Regions from separate parts of the Homo sapiens genome. Here region 2 is linked to region 1. The links are chromatin loops, found by intact Hi-C in ENCODE. Cell type or tissue: Calu3. All regions are shown on one strand. Each heading gives the region's core, and the rest is flanking DNA. Links, peaks and the distances in the headings are about the cores only. Region 1 has its middle 26 kb from the start of MMADHC-DT. Region 2 overlaps LYPD6 (LY6/PLAUR domain containing 6).

Region 1 (9,125 bases), core at 704-8,703:
TCTTAACCACGATGCTGTACAGTCCTTTGATTTTGGATGAGTATCTGGATAACTGAACTAGTCATGATATTTCATGCATGTTGTAATGTTGAGAAATTTCAGAATCCTAAAACAGTTGTTAAAGGTTGGAACATAAGAATGAGCATGAAAATATTATAAGCGACTTGATTTCCTAGAACCAAATGGAAATTAAAATAGTACATGATCACGTAGCAAATTATTAGCATACATCAGAGAACAAAAGATAAGCAGAGCATAACTGCTGAGAGGTATGATGACAAAGCCTGTCAAAACTCTTTCCAATGGGTCTGAAAATCTTTATTGTTTTGATCCCACCCCTACCACACCCTCTCTCCTGAGCTGTGGAAGATCGGTGGGTTAAATTCTATCATCAAATGCAATAATGGAGTTTCAAATATTCAAGTTGAGTGAGGTATGCTTGTCATTCAACTTTACATCCTCTATCCTGACTACTCTCTGAATTCTAGGTTCCCAACTCTAAGTATATGCAGATATTCACCACCATTTTAACTTTACCACATAAATGTAAGAGGGCTATATGCTGCAAACTAGTACTTGGTAGTGAGACCACCAGGCTAGGCATTAGGGTCCAAGGCCCAATTGCTTGTGTTCCAGTCCTGGCTCTGCCATTCAATATCCATGCGACTTTAAACTCATCACCTGGCCTCTCTCTGCTTCAGGTTTCTGATCCATGAAATGGGAATAATAATACTTATTTCATGGGGTTGTTATGAAGATTATATGCATTATGTATAAAGCACTTAGCTAAGTGCTGGGCACAGTAAGCACGATGAAAATGTTGGCTTGTTACTATTATTACCAGTGCTATTATTATTATTATTCTTTTAGTCATCCATGTTGAAAACTGCAGTCTTTTGTTTGGATTGCTGGAAGTGGGATTGGACAGCAAGACCTAGGGAGCAGTCAGTTCCTGCTTTAATTTCTACTTTGGAATATTTATTTCATTCTTACGGCCACCACCCTAATTTAGGCCTCTATTACCTTTGAGTTACCCCATTACAACAGTAGTCTTTTTGTTGCCAGTTACTTTTTGCCTACAGTTTATATCCTATACCACCAGGAGATCTATCTTTCCAAAAGTTGATTTAATCGAATTATTCTTCTGCTTGAAAACCTTCAATGTTTAATGCTATAGCATATCGGTGAATTCCTTATTCTGGAACTAAAAATTCCTTCAATCTAGCCCCAAGGTGTCTTTCTAGCCTCATTTCCCAAGTCCTTGCAGTCAAGGAAACTCTAGGTAAACCAGTCCACTCTCTTGTGTTAGTCTCATGTTTTAGCTCCTGGAATATCCTCTGCTCACTATTCAAATCCCGCCTGCCTTTCAAGGGCCAGCTGAGATTTCCTCTCCTCCAAGAGTCTCTAGACATGCCATAAGCTCTACGACTTGGAGCAGACATGAAGTATGTCAGCATCAAACGTCAAACTTTACTAATTCAGAGTGGACGTATATTGGATATGATTAAGTAAAAAGCAAAGGAAAGGTGTAGAGTTTGAGAAAACCTCTGTGAATCATAAAATTTTAAATGATTTAATTATTTTTATACCGTGTTAGTCCGTTTGGGCTGGTTTGACAGAATACCACAAACTGGGTAATTTATAGTTAGAGGTAAACTTGAACAATTTGGGTTTGAACTGCCCGGGTCCACTCATATTCAGATTTCCTTCTGCCTCTGCCACCCCTGAGACAGCAAGAACAATCCCTCCTCTACCTCCTCCTCCTCAGCCTTCTCAACATGAAGACAATGAGGATGAAGACCTTCATGAGGAGCCCCTTCCACTTAATAAAGAGTAAATATATTTTCTCTTCTTCATGATTTTTTTTTTAACATTTTCTTTTCTCTAGTTTATTTCCCAGCACTTTGGGAGGCCTAGGCGGCGGATCACGAGGTCAGGAGATCGAGACTATCCTGGCTAACATGGTGAAACCCCGTCTCTACTAAAAATACAAAAAGTAGCCGGGCGTGGTGGCAAGTGCCTGTAGTCCGAGCTCCTCAGGAGGCTGAGGCAGGAGAATGGCGTGAACCCAGGAGGCTGAGGCAGGAGAATGGCGTGAACCCAGGAGGCGGAGCTTGCAGTGAGCTGAGATCGCGCCACTGCACTCCAGCCCAAGGAAAAAAAAAATTCAGAATGTAATACATTTAACATACAAAATATGTTAACTACTCATGTTGCCAACAAGGCTTCCAGTCAACAGTAGGCTGTCAGTAGTTCAGTTTCTGGGGAGTCAAAAGTTATATGTGGATTTTTGACTCAGCCTGGGGTTGGGGTGGTCGGCACCCCTAATCCCCCTCTTGAACTGTAATAGAAATTTCTCACTGTTCAGGGTGCTGGCAGATGGGGTGTGTGGTAAGGGCTCTTTCTCTGCTTCCAAGATGGTGCTTTGTTGCTGCACCGTCTGCAGGGATGAACAGTGTCCTCACATGGCAAAGGGAGGGAAGGGTAGAAGGGTCAAGGCGCTCTCTGAAAAGGGCATTAATCCCATTCACAAGGCAGAGTCCTCATAACTTAATCACTCTCCCAAAGGCTCCACCTCTTAATATTACCAACTTGGTGTTTGAGTTCCCACCTATGAATTTTGGAGGGACAGGTACATTAAAACCATACAGCGATGGCAGGCAATGATAGAAGTAGCAAAGGGCTTGCTGTAATCTATTTTAATAAGTAGAAGGCATTGTGTACAACAGAATGCCTGACATAATTGTTCAAGATCAAATTAATAGCCCCATCATCTCAAGTATCTATGCTGCTATGTGACAGATGCATTCCTAGGAAATCTTGCATGATAAAAAAAAATTAATAGACCAAACAGGAATTTTAAATGCATACCATTATTGTTTCTGAAGAAATTTCAATAATAAAGGTGCTTTCTTATACCCGTAAGTGTATAACTATGAAACCTAAATATTAATGAGCAAATATAGTATTTTATCATATCAAAAGACCTTTCTTTATTAGTCCTGGCACTACCACTAGCCAGAACTTCTTGCCATTTATATAATCACCGATACAATAAATGGAGCAGAGCTGCTCAAATAAAGAGTACAATGAGTTTCCCTTTTCAGAGTGGAGAAGCTTCCTAATTAAGACTGCATTGCAAATACATTACCATGTAATGCAAATTGATGGAATTATAAAAGTCTATACTGTAATTAAAAATTTTTTTCATAAAAAATAAAATGTTAAAGTCACTTACCTGAATTATCAGAAATTGCCAATTAGACAAGAAGTAGTTCATGGACTAAGACCCAGAAAAGCTGTATTCTAGATTTGCCAATTCTAACCTTGGGCAAATCATTAAACTTTTCAAGGCTTGAGTTTTCTCATCCAAGAAATAAAGGGCAGGACTAGACAATTTTTAAGACCTCCCAAATCAATATTTTTATACTCTTTTATTTTTCTTGTCTACAAGGCTATTATTTGTGTGAAGTTATGTTACTTACTTACTTTGACCTTGAAGTTCAATGTGTCTATTCCCACATAACTTTTCAAATAATTAGAATATAATTTCTTAATATTAAAATAATTATAAATCTTGAGTTTTCTTTTACTATTCACAAGACACTTTGGATTTTGCCATGGTCTGTTCTAAATACTGCATAGTAACATGACAAAATTGAATTGGTTCATTTTTTCATGCAGTTTCTCTGCATTTCACATAGTATGTTTTTAATGACTCTGTAACACCATAATACATTACTACACTTCTAAAGTTCAATAGTTTACCCTTACTAATTTTTTGCTTTCATGTCAGAGCCACACTCCCCCCCCGCTTTTTTTTTTTTTTTGGCAGGAATGGAGGCACTAAATAATTGCTTAACAACTAAAAATTAATTTTAAATCTCAGATCATGTCGGATCTTTTGACTAAACACAGTACTCCCAATTCCAGGATTTCTTGACTGCGTGCTGGTGAGAAAGAATTTGACCATCTCACACCAGGTCTTTTTGCTGCCTCTTGCCTTATTTCCCTAAGTGCCTAGGAGTGCTCCCTTATCTTTCTTCTGATTCAAGACACTAGATTGTATTGTGACACAGATTGATACTTTTCTAGAAACTCACAATTTTAAAAATGATAAAAATTACATGTATAATGATTGAACAACATGACCCTGCATCAGGCATTCATTTTCTATTTCATAGCTCAAGTAATGGCATCTAGGAAATAGCACTAGAAAAAAATGCTAGTTTCTAAAAAGTCAAAACAATGAAGTAATTATCAATGTACAGGAACTTTTCTTTCTAAATGGTTTACATTTCAAACATGCAGAATTGATAAGGTAATTTTTTTTTTCTTGGCCAAACTACAAGCCTCAAATTTGAGGAATTTCAAGGTAATTAAATGGTGCCACCTATTGGCCAAATGTATCACTGCAGCCTATCTTTTTAAATATAGAGGATGTTCAATAAAGTTGGCAAAATCCTAAGTGCAAAATTAGAGGTTCTTATCCATTTGAGACAGTCACATTTGTGAATAAATTTTAATGCAATATTTTAAATTAGATAACATATCTCAAATATATAGCTATTTTGTTGTTAGAAGGTTTGTCCACAAGGGGGGTGTGTGTGTGTATGTATGAATAAGAAATACATATATATGCTCATGAAAAGGACACTCATTGTAGCATTAGGTTATTTTTCACTCTGAAATGGAGGGGCATACTGGAAAAGCTAATAGCTAAAGGCAATCCTGGACTTACAATAGCTCTTTCTGCTGGTTGGGACTAAACAGTACCTACAACACTGGGGATCTAGTATTGGAAATGACTGTAATAGTTTTTTCATACAACTTATGGAATTAGTTAATCTCAGTGATTTTCAGTTATCCTTCATAATACAGTATCAGAAAAGGGGTTCTCATAGTAGGCTTCTACAGAGTCTTTAACTTGCCCATGAAAATAAATGTCACTTTAAAATGAAAGCCAGAATTAATTTAAGAAGCAGGCCACGAGTTCTGGTAGCCCTAAAGAATAAACTGCTTCTTTTTTGCTTTATTGTGACTCTCCTAATTTGTTGAGAGGAATATTAGTTGTATCTCTATTTTAGATTCCATGACCAACTTGCAGGTTTTTTTTTTCAATATGCTAAAATATTTTTTGCTTCTTAGAGACACTGTCTTGAATTAACATGGACTTTTGGCTAATCTACATAAAACTACACTGTAGGTTAACCTACATTTATTCTAAAAAAACTGTAACATAAATAGAGAGCAATCTAGAAGCCAAGTGCTCATTCATTTGAGATTAATTGCCTCTTCAGATCACTAATTCATGCTCCAGTGTCCCAGGAGAGTTATTTCCCATGAGTGACCACTTGACTCAGAAGGTATTTTAACTCATCCAGGCTTCGTACAGGACAAATCTTATTACTGTAACTTAGTTACACGGCCATAAACATAGTTTCCCTTTCTCTTTCTCAGCTTGTTTACTTAGTACCAGAAGAAAGTCTCCTCTGTGACCACTGGTGACTTAACTCAGTTTGAATGGGCACAAATCCAGCAACTGACAACATTGTGTGACACTGAAAATTGAGTTCATATTATTTAAAATAACTTTAAACAAGGGTAAATGAAGTCACATTCACTGTAAGCAAACAAGGAATAGACCTCATGTCCTTCTGCAATCAAAAAGGGATGTGAAAAATAAAATTCTTATAAAATTGTTGTTGATTTCAATGTCGAAGATCTTAGTCACAAATTTAAAACAAACAGGAGAGATAAAATAGCAATTAATGAACAGTAACCATGAACCTTCAAAGGCAACAACCTGAAATTATAAACTGATGAGCCATGGAGGCACTATTTAACCCGGGAAGTGCTGCTTTTCTAGGGTGCTCAAAGCTTGTACTCTTTTTGGCTTTAGTATTTTTTTTAATTTTGAGTCCCTCTACAATTTTACCATTAAAAATAACTGTCATTTGATAGCAATGTTGTCATTCACACAGTCACCAGATTCAGCAAATATAAAAAGGAAGACACTAAGATAAATTTGAATTTCAGATACAAATTTTTTTTTAGTATATGTACTATTCAATATTTGGGAGACAGGCAGTGTATTTCATTAAATATACTATCACAATTGTGCTGATAAAATAGTGCTACAATTGTAAAACAGGTTAAACTAGTCTGAAACTATGGTCATGCATATCTTAACTACGGGGATATGTTCTGAGAAATGGGTAGTTAGGAGACTTCATCATTGTGTGAATATCAAGAGTGTACAAAACCTGGATTGTATAACCTACTATACACCTGGGTTCTAATAGTATAGGCTATTGCTCCTAGGCTAAAAACCTGTACAGCATGTTACTGTACTGAATACTGTAGGCAACTGTAACACAATGTTTTTGTGTATCTAAACATAGAAAAGTACAGTAAAAATAGGACTACTATCATATTTGTGGTCCAACCTTGACAGAAACGTTGTTATATGGTGCATGACTTCAATTAAAGATCTCTACACCAGGTTTTTGGATTAAAGCGGATACATGACAAAGCTCCAGTTTGACCTCAACAAATCTAGATTTACTCTTCTGAATCATCATTAAGTTGATCAGCATCTAATTCACATCTATTACTGAACATCTATGTGACAGGAACTGTGCTCAACCATTCTTCCTGTAACAAAACTGGACTTCCTGGCAGGCACTTGTTCGTGAAGTCTGTGACAAGGATGACTTTAAACTATTTAAAAACTACTAAAAATTAAATTTGTAGCAAAATGGCATATACAGCTACAACATAAGCTATGAGTACAAACCAGTGTTTAAAAAGTTTAATACCTATTTTTGTACTACTGAATTGCCACTCATTTTAAATAGAGTGGCAATTTAATGACACAAAATCTTTATACTAGGAGATGTAAGAAGTTGTAACTTAAATATAATCCTATCTACATAAAATTAAAGCAATTAGAGACTCTATTTTTATATAGAACGAGATCAAAGCAGATTATAGCATTGCAACCCTACCTGTTTAGTCTATTTTCATTTAAAGGAAACAAAGTTAGTGACTATGCCATTTCATATAAATACACTGTGCCCAAAATGCAACATTTCATGAAATAACTGAAACAGTGAAAGAACTGTTAGATTGATTGAGAGGAAATCTACATGGATGACTCAATGTTAGAAACCCTAAGCATGATTTAACTATCCAAGGATTAAGAGGTTCTGGGAAAACTCTTAAAAGCTCTTGGCAAAAATGATCATGCTATAAATAATGTAAACCATGTCTAATAACAGTAAGAAAAATAAAATGCTTTGAAAACTTGTTTTATATAATGTAAGCATTAATGTATAATTAAAACTCTAGCTAAACGTTTAAAAAGAAAATAATTTTGCTTCAAAATTTCCTTTACCTATAAATTTTAGTTCCTTTTTAAAAACTGGACTCAGTTTAAGGGCCCTTTGCTGGCATCATTTATTTTTGAATAGGTTCTCCCACTATTTTAAGAGTGGATTTGATTGTATTTTTAAAAACTTTATTGGAGTATACTACACATACAAAAAAGTGCACCTAAGTTTGTACAACTGAATTCATCATGTGGTCAATACTCAAATTCAGAAAAACATAACAGAACACAAAACATTACCAACATTCCAGAATCCTTTTTGTCCTTTCTTCCAGTCAATTCTTCCTTTCCCAAGGGTAAGCACTATCCTGACTTGTAGCAGCATAGTTGTGTTTTTGTATTTCATATTAATAGAATTACATAGGATGTACTACTGCGTCTGGCTTCTTTGGTATATTGTTTATTACTTTCATCCATTTTGTTGCTAGTTATAAAGCATTTATTCTCATTATTATATAGTATCCCATTACGTGAATGTGACACAACTGAATTGACAAAAATAATTCTAGTGTGCATTTGAGTAGTTTCTTACTTTTGGTTATTTAGCACCGGTATAGACTTTTACATGAGTAAACATCTTTTGGTGAATATATACATACATAAACACACACACACACACATATATGCATTTCCGGTTGGTCTATACCTCAGAGTGAAAGTGCCAGGTCCTAGGGCACATTGAGCCTTAGAACTGTCAGTTTTCCAAAGTATTTATACCACTTTACATTCCCATCAACAGAATTTTAGGTTGTTCTACATCTATAACTTGGTGTATTTATTTTTTCATTTTTCATTCTGGTAGAGATGTAGTAGTGGTATCGCATTGTAGGTTTAATTTACATTTCTGATGATTAATGAAGTATGGCACCTTACCGTGTTTACCGACCATTTGAGTATCTTTCTTTGTAAATGTTTATTTTTCTGGTGGTTATTTGTTTACTGATTTTAGGAGTCTTTATATATTTTGAATACAAGCTGTTTATTGGATATGTATATTGCCAGATTGTTGAGTATGTATTTATCTTTAACTCTGCTAGCTGCCTTCTCCTTCATGATGTCTTTTGATGAATTAAGAGTTCTTAGTTGTTTTTTGTTTTTGTTTTTTGAGACAGTTTCGCTATCATTGCCCAGGCTGGAGTGCAATGGCATGATCTCAGCTCACCGCAACCTCCGCCTCCCAGGTTCAAGCGATTCTCCTGTCTCCTGGGTAGCTGGGATTACAGCACCACCACGCCCGGCTAATTTTTTCTATTTTTAGTAGAGACGGGGTTTCTCCATGTTGGTCAGGCTGGTCTTGAATTCCCAACCTCAGGTGATCCGCCAGCCTCGGCCTCCCAAAGTGCTGGCATTACAGGTGTGAGCCATGGCGCCTGGCCAAGGGTTCTTACTTTTAACATGATCCAATTAATCATTTTTCCCTTTATATGATTATGTTGTATTCTCTTAAAAACAAATCTTTGTCTACTCCAAAGCACAAAGATTTTTTTTCCCCCTAGAAGCTTTAACCTTTCAAATTTAGACTTGGAATCAATTTAGAATTTTGATGTATGTGTCATGTAAAAGTAAAAATACATTTTTCTATATGAATATCCAATTGACCCAGCAATATATACTGAAAAGATCCTTCTTTTCTCACTGCACTGCAGTGTCACCTCTGTGATCAATCAAGTGACCACTTATGTGCTTTTTATAGTAGTGACATGGTTTTAACTGATTATAATTTCCAGTAATG
Region 2 (9,125 bases), core at 663-8,662, 140 kb before region 1:
TGGCCCTTTAAAATAACCTACATTTTGATCTGTATTGATAAGATTTTATAGTTAAAGCAAACTGGGTTAAAGAGAAACCAACTTCTAACATATGGAAACACTTCTTTCCTCTAATTCTCTCGAGACCTTGCGCTATTTCTCAGATACCTGTCCACAATTTTCCCATTGACTTTAATAGCTTGAGGAGAAGCTAGCAGATTCAGAGAAGGCCTAGAGCATTTGGCCAGTTGGCAAAGTGCGAGTACCCCAGAGCCCCAGGTTTCAATGTTTGCTTCCTTCTCTTCACCCTTCTTCAGCACCCAGCTTTCACATGCTTGCTTTATACTTCTTAAAACCTAAATGACCACTTTCCCCTACAGTGACACATTCTTAGCATGTCCAGGATACATTGAGCAAGCCAGCCTCTCTCAAAGGCAGTTCTTTTGTTCACCTTATCTTCTAACTGGCTGAAGACTTTTAAAACCTGGCATATGAAACCAGGCTGCTTCAATTCAAATTTTGAGTCTGCCACTTTCTATAATACAATTATAGGTGACAATTGATCTTCCTTAGCTTACTCATCTGTAAAAACTGGGATTAAGATAATAACCTACCTCAGAGGGTAATTGACGGAGTCAAATGTAAAGCATGGAATGATTCTTTTCAAATAATATATCATTTTCAGCCATCAACTACAAAAGAAAGGTGAGGGTGGAGTGTTTCTTTGTAGTACTTCTGCAGGTATGATGCCTGGTCTATTTCATTTCCTTTTGATCCCCTTTTACTGGGCTCTAATGATCAGGCCCAGAATATCTCCCATAGAAGCAGCTGTGTTATATTTTCTTATTTAATTAACGTTGATGTGTTGGTATTTCACTGGGTAATACTCATTCTTCTTCACCCTACTCCTAATTGGTTCTGAGGTCACAGCTTTAAGTGATTGGATTTTATTCATTTATCATTAATTAAGAACTCTACTGTCCAGTACTGTAGCCACTGGCCACATGTGACTATTTAACTTAAATTTCAATTAAATACAATTAAATTCAGTGCCTCAGTCACACATTTCAGTTGTGGCTAGTGGCTCCCAAATCGGACAGCATTGACATAGAACATTTCCGTCATTACAGAAAGTCTTATTGGACAGCTGACTTAGACCCTTCCTTTTGCTACCCTTGTTATAGAGAATCACTGTAGCATTTATCCTCACTACCTGCGTGCTCTCATGCACAGACAAGCTGGCAGAAAGCTTCAGATCCCTATAAGCATAAAAACAGGAATTAGAACAACCAGTTATCTCATATCAAATGCTGATCCTTCAAAGACTTTTGATCAAATTCCTTTGCCTCTTGTAGGATAATTCTCTACAATATGTGCTCAGGGTGTGTGTGTGTGTGTGTGTGTCTGTGTTTCTTTCTGCTCATAAGGAAAAAGACCTTGCAGGATACAGTGTAACTACAGAAATTGTATGGTTTTGATATTGGAACTATGTTATTCTACGTTACAGAGTGAAATCAGAATGAATGTATCATTAGCTTTCCTGTTGATTCCTGACTACATTACTTGTATTTATTCCCTTTTGCCTGAATCCCAGGCCTGCCTGCTTTTCCGCTATGAATAACATCAGAATAAGTGACTAGAAAGAGAGGCCAGAAAGTATGCCACCTTTAGAGAGGGGTCATGTAATCAAGGCTTAGTTCTCACAAGCATAGTTACTCACAGTCCAGATGTCAGGGCGGGGGTCCCAGTGAGCTGAAGGCATCTCAGTGTGCCACTGCAAACGAGGACATTGAACTGCAGGGAAGTTTTATTGCTCAAGTTCACCCTGCTCTTTGTAGCAGAGCAGGAGTCAAAGTTCAAGTTTGCAGTCTGCAAAAGCTGTTCTTTTCTGGTTGCTCCATGCTGCCTCTGAAAATGTTGGTGTCTGTGTGTGTTTCATTTCTCAAAATGTGACCGTCCCGCTGGCTACCTTTAGAGTAATAGGTGTGAGTGTATGTTCGTCCCTGGAGAGGCCTCAAGACATTTTCTCTTTTGTTGTCATAAAAATCGAGTGTGCTTGGCTGGAAAGGTAGAGTGTACTTCACCTGGAGTATTTCAAGGGTAACACCAGACAACCACTTCCATCAAGAGGGTGAAAAACACTTTAGGGAAGTTACTGCCAAAGAAGTGAAGAGAATCCCATCAGGTTTAGGGCTGAGCATTGTAGAAACCAGGAAAGATGCCATGGTAGTTTCATAGGTCAGGGCCTGCCTACTTCCTTTCCCCAAAGACTCGGAAGACCCACAGGCAGGATAGAGAGAGGAGACCTGGTGGAATACATCGTACTGTGATTATGCGGGACTGCTAAGAGCCCCTTAACTGAGCCGTGTGGAGAACTTCTCAGTGCTGTTTGCTGCAGCCTGTGGAATAACAGAATACATTTCGGGCTGTTTCTTCCCGCTGGCAACTTTGCAGAAGCATTATAAGGTTTCCCAAACTGTGTTGCAAGTTAGAATCACCTGGAGGATTCTTAAAATCCCAGTGTCAAGGTCGCATCCCATAGCAGTGAAATGGTAATGGGTGAGAGCCATCATGAGGAGTTTTTCAGGATCCCCAGGGGATTCCAATGTGTAGCAAATTTGGAAACCTTGGCCCTTTTTGATACCCTCTTTCTTTAATCCCAGCACTTTTCTTTAATCCCACCACTTTCTTTAATCCCAGCACTTTGGGAGGCCAAGGCGGGCAGATCACTTGAAGTCAGGAGTTTGAGACCAGCCTGGCCAACAACCCTGTCTCTATTAAAAATACAAAACATTAGCCCGGCCTGGTGGCGCATGCCTGTAATCCCAGCTATTTGGGAGGCTGAGGCAAGAGAATTGCTTGAACTTGGGAGACAGAAGTTGCAGTGAGCTGAGATCATACCACTGCACTCCAGCCTGGGTGACAGAGCAAGACTCCATCTCAAAAAAAAAAAAAAAAAAAAAAGTGTGTTTTTATTTCTTGATGTCCCAGTTTCTGTATCTGTAAAATGGAGTAATAATAATTACCCCTACTACACTGAGTGTTGTGGGGATTACAGAAAGCACCTATGGAAGCACCTTGCACCTACTAGGTTGAGCCATATGAAGTTGCTGTTTTTGTAGGTCGAAAATGATGGGATAGTGGCAATCTAATACTATTCAGTCCTATAGTAAGTGCTCAATAAACGTTAATTGTTGCTGTTATTTTCCATGTAACCAATGTATTTTATTTGAATATAATATTTATATTTGGCAATTTTTATTTAGTTTTAAAGCCATATATGGACTTTAAAGCTTAATATCAGTTTTCTGTCTGTATTCATAAGTAGTATCATAATTAACATTCATTAGTTAACGGAATGGGTGAGGTTCTGTCTGTGAAACCGTTTTCTCCTTTTATAGGAGAAAACACTTTTCAAATTTGAGAAGGTCTGCCCCAGACCTTCCCTAACTAATTTGCTTCACTTCTGCCTGTGTTTTTATCCTCACCACAAGATGCTGATCTTAGCTTGGGATCAGCTAGAAAGTCTGACAGGTGGTGACCCAGGCTTTTGACTTCTTATAATAGAGCTTGGCATGCTATGGCGCCTCTTGGAAGACCTTTCAAAGGTCTTTCTGAATGGAAAGCAAACGTTCCTGGGCAGTGTCTTGACCCAGATGAGTAACCAGGTGCCTTCTTCACCTACTGTGAGCTGATTTTAAGGACTATGTTAGCTAGCAAGCATGTGCTAGCATTGTTCAAAGTGTACTATCTCCTTTAAACCTCCTAAGAGCCCTTTAAACTAGAGGTTTTAATTTCCCTATTTTGCAATTGAGGAAACTAAGGCACAGAGAGGTTAAGCAACCTTCCCAGGAGCAGTCAGCGTGCTAGGCTGAGCTGGCCCACTCCAGAGCCTGTGCTCCTGGACTGTACCACACTGCTTTCGATGCATTACATATTCTCCTTCACAGTAAGCCTAGCAAGTGGGTAATGGGGCCTGGGGTCTCTCTGCTCTGGAGCCCAGCACTTCATGTCCTTGCTGTAGTGGTTCCTGGTCAGCCTGCTTGTGGCTGTTGGGTGTGGCTGCCACACCCATTTGAAATATGTGTACATTGTGAAATGATTAAATCAGGCTAATTAACTTATCAATCACTTCACATACTTAAGATTTTTTAGTGATGAGAGCATTTAAGAACTATTCTCTTAGCAAGTTTCAAGTATATGATACACTGTTATTAACTCTAGTCACCATGCTGTACAACAGATCCCCAGAACTTATTCCTCTTATCTCACTGACATTTTATACCCTTTGACCAACGTCTCCCATCTATCTGTCTTCCCCCATCATCTCCTGACAAGCATCATTCTACTCTTCCTCTGTGAGTTCAACTTTTTTAGGTCCTACATATAGTGAGATCATAGAATACAATGTTTGTCTTTCTGTGCCTGGCTTATTTCACTTAGCATAATGTCCTCTAGGTTCATCCATGTTGCTGCAATTGAATTTTAACAGCTTTTTCTCTAAGCCCTTTTATTTCCAGTGCCCAATAATCAAATAAGTATACCCCTTGTATACTTATTTGATTATTGGAATGAACATAGAGGTTTATCTGATCTTTATAAAATGTAATGGATCCTGAGCTGGGTTGGCAGTTGGAGGCAACACCAAGACAGATAACCATCTGCCCCCACAGGGCAAGGAGGTACAGGGTGACCTCATATGTACCTGGAGGATCAGCTGGACTGCCCTGCCCACCTCCCAGCCTCTGCCTTCCTCTTTCATCAGCACTGTGGGGGCAGCTGTATCTCAGGTGGGATGTGGAGGTCAAGGAATTAGATTGGCCTGAAGCATTCAATAAAGGAAGGTTCTCTTAAAGTAAGCTTCTGGGTTATTTGAATTTTAAAAGAAAACATTTGTGAACCTTAAATACATTTCCAGTTCGTGATGGTATCAGGCTGCATGATGAAGGGGGGAAATTTTGATAGGTGGGATGCAGATTTGGGGTAGATTTTAACCACCCTGTACATTGCAAAATGAGACGATTGCCTACTTTCTCTGTTGAAATTAAGCAAGGTTTAGAGTTGCTATGTTTCTGCTGACTGTGACATGGCACACTGGGCTGAAAAGTGTCCTAGCCAGGGTGGCAGGAAAACGAGGCTGCCCTTGAAGCTCTAATTGTTTACCAGCTTTTTTCTGCGGATAGATACCTGAAATACTCTATGCCTCAATTCCTTCATGTATAAAATAACACACTTTGAATAGGACATTGGTTCCCCAAACTACTCCTCAGAAAACTAGACTAGTTAATAGACGTTCATTAAAAAATAAGCTCTCTGCCGGGGCGGGGGGTGGGGGGTGTCACTGTTCAAATAAGTGTGGGGAAAATGCTGACTTAAGCAAAACCAAAGAGATTTCTTCACTGCAGCACATTTCAGAGCCTTTAATATGCTTATGTGTATTCTGACTCTTAATGCACAGTATTTCCCATGGATGCCTCTGAGTAAGCTTGATTTGGGAGATGTGGGACAGAACCCTTTGCTGGTCCAATCCAGCCCTGATAAAAGTATTACTCAAAGACTTGAAGATTTCCCCGAAAGATGCCATCGTCTCAAGATGGCTTTATCTTCTCACCCTCCTCACCAGAAACACCCCAAATTCTTTTCTTCTTCCAAGTTCCTGTAGCATGCGTACACATGTCAATATGCACACAACACACACACACATCCCTCTGTTATAAAAGCAGTTATTATGATTACTTCTATATCAAATCAACAAATCGCTATCAGAGACCTCCTGTGTCATAGGGGTTGGGGACCTAAGGATAAATCAGATGATGTCCATAAAATTTACGCCCTTAAGGAGCTCAAAATTTAGTAAAAAGTATGTCATCTTAACAGTTCTACTACATGTTGGCAATCATAATAACTAATGAAAGCTATATGTGGTATATTAATTCGTATCTTGTCCCTACGGCATAGAAGCTATCGGTCTCATTTTAGAGATGAGGAAAGAAAAAGTAACCTGTCCAAGGTCATAGACCTAATAAGTGGCAAAGCTGGGACTTGAGCCCAAATCTGTCAAAATACAAAGCCCATTCATTGTCCTTACGAAATAAGGCCTGTAGCCACCTTAGATAGGTAGAGGCCAAAACAGGAGCAGAGAAGGTGGTTTCTAATTGATCTGGTGTGAGGAGAGGGGATGGGAGGCTTTCTAAAGGAAGTGAACTGAGACTTCAGTAGTGAATTGAAGGAAACCAAGGATGACAGCAGGAGCCAAGGCACTGAATGAGAAGCAGCGTGGTGCACTAGACACCTATTCATAGTGGCGCTGTCAATTGAGCTGGAATGTCAAGGGGCAAGTGGTAGGCAGGCACCAGATCATGGGAAGGCTTGTAGACTTCCCCTTCTACCCAGAACCGATGCTTCTCATTGCTGCTGGAGCTCCCACTTTACTTCCTCCCCAAAGGTTCGTCTTAGGGTTGTTTTGAAGACAGAATTGGGCCCTAGTTGCCAGTCTGGTTGGAGACTGGAAAGCTTCAATGGGATCACCTTGGATCAGGGAGTCCAGGGCATTCCACAGCTCGCACCTGCCCCTCAGGTTGTGTGTCATCCCTGTCTCTCTCCATTTTTTCCTTCCTTTTTTCTTCCAGATAAGCTGCCCTAGTTGGAAGGAAGGATTATGGATGTCTTATTGGTTTTCATGGATAATGCCTGTGTAGGGTTGATGCAGTCATGTCACCTGGATCCTCTTCCTGCGTCTCACATGTGTGTGGCCTTGGTTCTAAGGATGGCACATCAACATCACACCATGCTCACTATTCACTAAGTGACTGAAGCCAGCATTTCTTCACATGCTCTTAGCAGTCTTTATGGGGACTTTTATTTTAAGAATAACATTAATGATTTTACTAAGAGAGCTCAAGAATTTGAGTATTATGCTAGAACTATTAACAATAATGTATATAACAGATACTGTTATCTATGCCTGCCTTGTAGAGCATGATGAGTGGGTGAATGAGTGAACATGTAAAATAGAAAACAAGGAGGACAATTTTCTTATCCATAGGAGGCTACTCAGTACTTTTTTCTCTAAGAAAGAAATTAATTTAGATGCAAAAACAAAAATGTTCTATTATCAAGGACAACGCTCTTTTATTAATAACCCCTGTATCCTTTTCTACCTGAGTGAATGCTATGTAAAATCTTATTATATTCTGCTTTGCTACAATAATACACTTCTTCAATTATCATTATTTATAGAGACTTATAAATGAAGATGGTGCATTAAAAGGAAGAATTCCTGCCTCAGTGATACAGAGTTGGGAGCTTATTTGATACATTTTTTTGCCTTCAAATGCAGGATGAGGAAATCCTTCTTTCCTCTAACTAAGTGTGCTAATTAGTTAAATGTGTTTGAAAAGTCAAATTATAGTTTAGGTTGATTTAGCCAATCTTATACCCTTTCACAAAAATAAAACTGCGATGGTCTTTGAGCTGTCAGGATACATACTGTGTGTAGCTGAAGGTATTAATCACAGATTTGGAGGATATGTACACACATAGATTTGTTTTTAAAACATTCATTATCAAGTGAGAAATATTGGTTAAGATTTAGAAGTTGGCTGCTAATGAACCCAGTGGTTTGCAAATAGGGTTAGCCATAGGGTTTTTACCTAAGTCATTGTTTTGTTGTTGGCTGTTTGAATTTTTTTTCTTTTTCCTACAAGAAAAGAGAGCACAGGCTGGCTCTTCTCTGCTGTGAGAAATTCTGGAAGAACTCTCCACACCTACCAGATTAGTAATTACAGCTCTTTCTTGAACTTAAATTATTTCAAAGGCCAAATGGAAACAACTCTCACGGTTTTTGGACAAATATTTGGTCAGGATTCTTGGAACCATGGGAAAAACCCTACTCCATGCCAGGTAGGACACAAGATTCAGTATGAGTTGGTTCTTCCCAGTCTTGAGTGGGAATCAAGATGAGGCTAAGTGCTTGTTAATGGTTGAAGGTGAGCCATATTCTTCACGTTCTCTAACCCTTTCTTGACAGCTAGCTACAAGGGCAGATGGTTTAGGCTTTGTGGTAAGGAGGAGAATTTGTGTAGAAAGAAAGGGCATGATTTGTAAATTATGGTGGGAGGGAGAATTCTGGCTTCCTCCTGTCCCCAGAATCCATGGGACTTGGAAGAGTGAGTACTCTGTACTGGAAATAGCTCAAAAGGAAGTAGCAGTTTTTTGCTGTGAGCTGGGCTTCTCTCAACACAAAGCAATGGAAGAAACATTTCATGAAGAGGTTAAAGATTTCAGAGTGGTTTGTTTACATTTGGCTTTCAGACAATGTGGTGAGGGGTGTCAGGAAGGGCAGAAAACCCTTAATAATGTGGGTAAGCAGGGCAGTGCCAAAGACATTGGGTGGGGTGGGAGAATGAACTGATCTCAAAGCCTCAAACAGAATCTTCATGCCAGCCCTCTAAAATGATGACAGAGTGGCCCAAAACACCTTCCAGTGGGCACTGCCAATAAAACTCAGTTCAAATAGTGCAGAATATCTCCACGGGTGCATAGCAGGCAGCATCTGCTTTATAACTGATTACTAGTACTTCTTGTTTCTGAAGATTTGGAAACATGAATAAAAGAAAGGTAAATGCATCACTCCAAATACAGAAATGACTACCTCTATATAGTGCCAAGGTAACTCTTTTTTTGATTAAAGGATATAAAGCATATGCCTCATAATCTAATGTTAGATTTGGAACCAGGTTATTTTGAATGTAAGAACAGACCTGGCTGCAATTTAGTTCACTTAGAACTACTATATTGTTTCTGAGTACATTTTACACTTCCGCATTTTTGGAATATCTCTAGGGTAAAAATTCCTGGAAAAAATAAAATGAAAAATGGCATTCTGAAACATAAGAAGAGTTTAATGAAAGACACTAAAGGCAAAAATTTCTTCAGACCACCACCCCCTCCCAATAAATAAAAAATGACAAGCTGTAACTGAAATGTACCTAGTGTTCCATTCCTGCCTGGGAGTTCCTTGACTCCTTTCCCTTCTGGCTGTTTGCACTTGAAAATGCCTTCTTGTCAGTTCTCAAGAACCTTCAGATTGATGGAGAAAGCAAACAAGCACACAGCCAACAAGCTGAATAGCTCCTAGAGTAAAT

The links. Peaks named below come from ENCODE experiments on the same cell type or tissue, not always from the same donor. Only the 100,000 strongest peaks of a DNase experiment are listed, where the experiment ranks them.
Region 2: it touches region 1 in a loop (2.2-fold over the local background); 5 of 110 quality-filtered maps call a loop at or near these places.

The regions. Positions count from the first base shown.
Region 1 is chr2:149,557,087-149,566,211 of GRCh38, forward strand. No RefSeq gene overlaps it. Among named protein-coding and RNA genes, the nearest start is that of MMADHC-DT, 26 kb to the right of the region's middle. In Calu3, for the core only: a CTCF peak has its summit at 4,481; a DNase peak (open chromatin) is centred at 4,405.
Region 2 is chr2:149,418,469-149,427,593 of GRCh38, forward strand. All of the region lies in intron 1 of LYPD6 (LY6/PLAUR domain containing 6), which reads left to right. Among named protein-coding and RNA genes, the nearest start is that of LYPD6, 92 kb to the left of the region's middle. In Calu3, for the core only: no CTCF peak of the experiment used is centred there; a DNase peak (open chromatin) is centred at 4,003.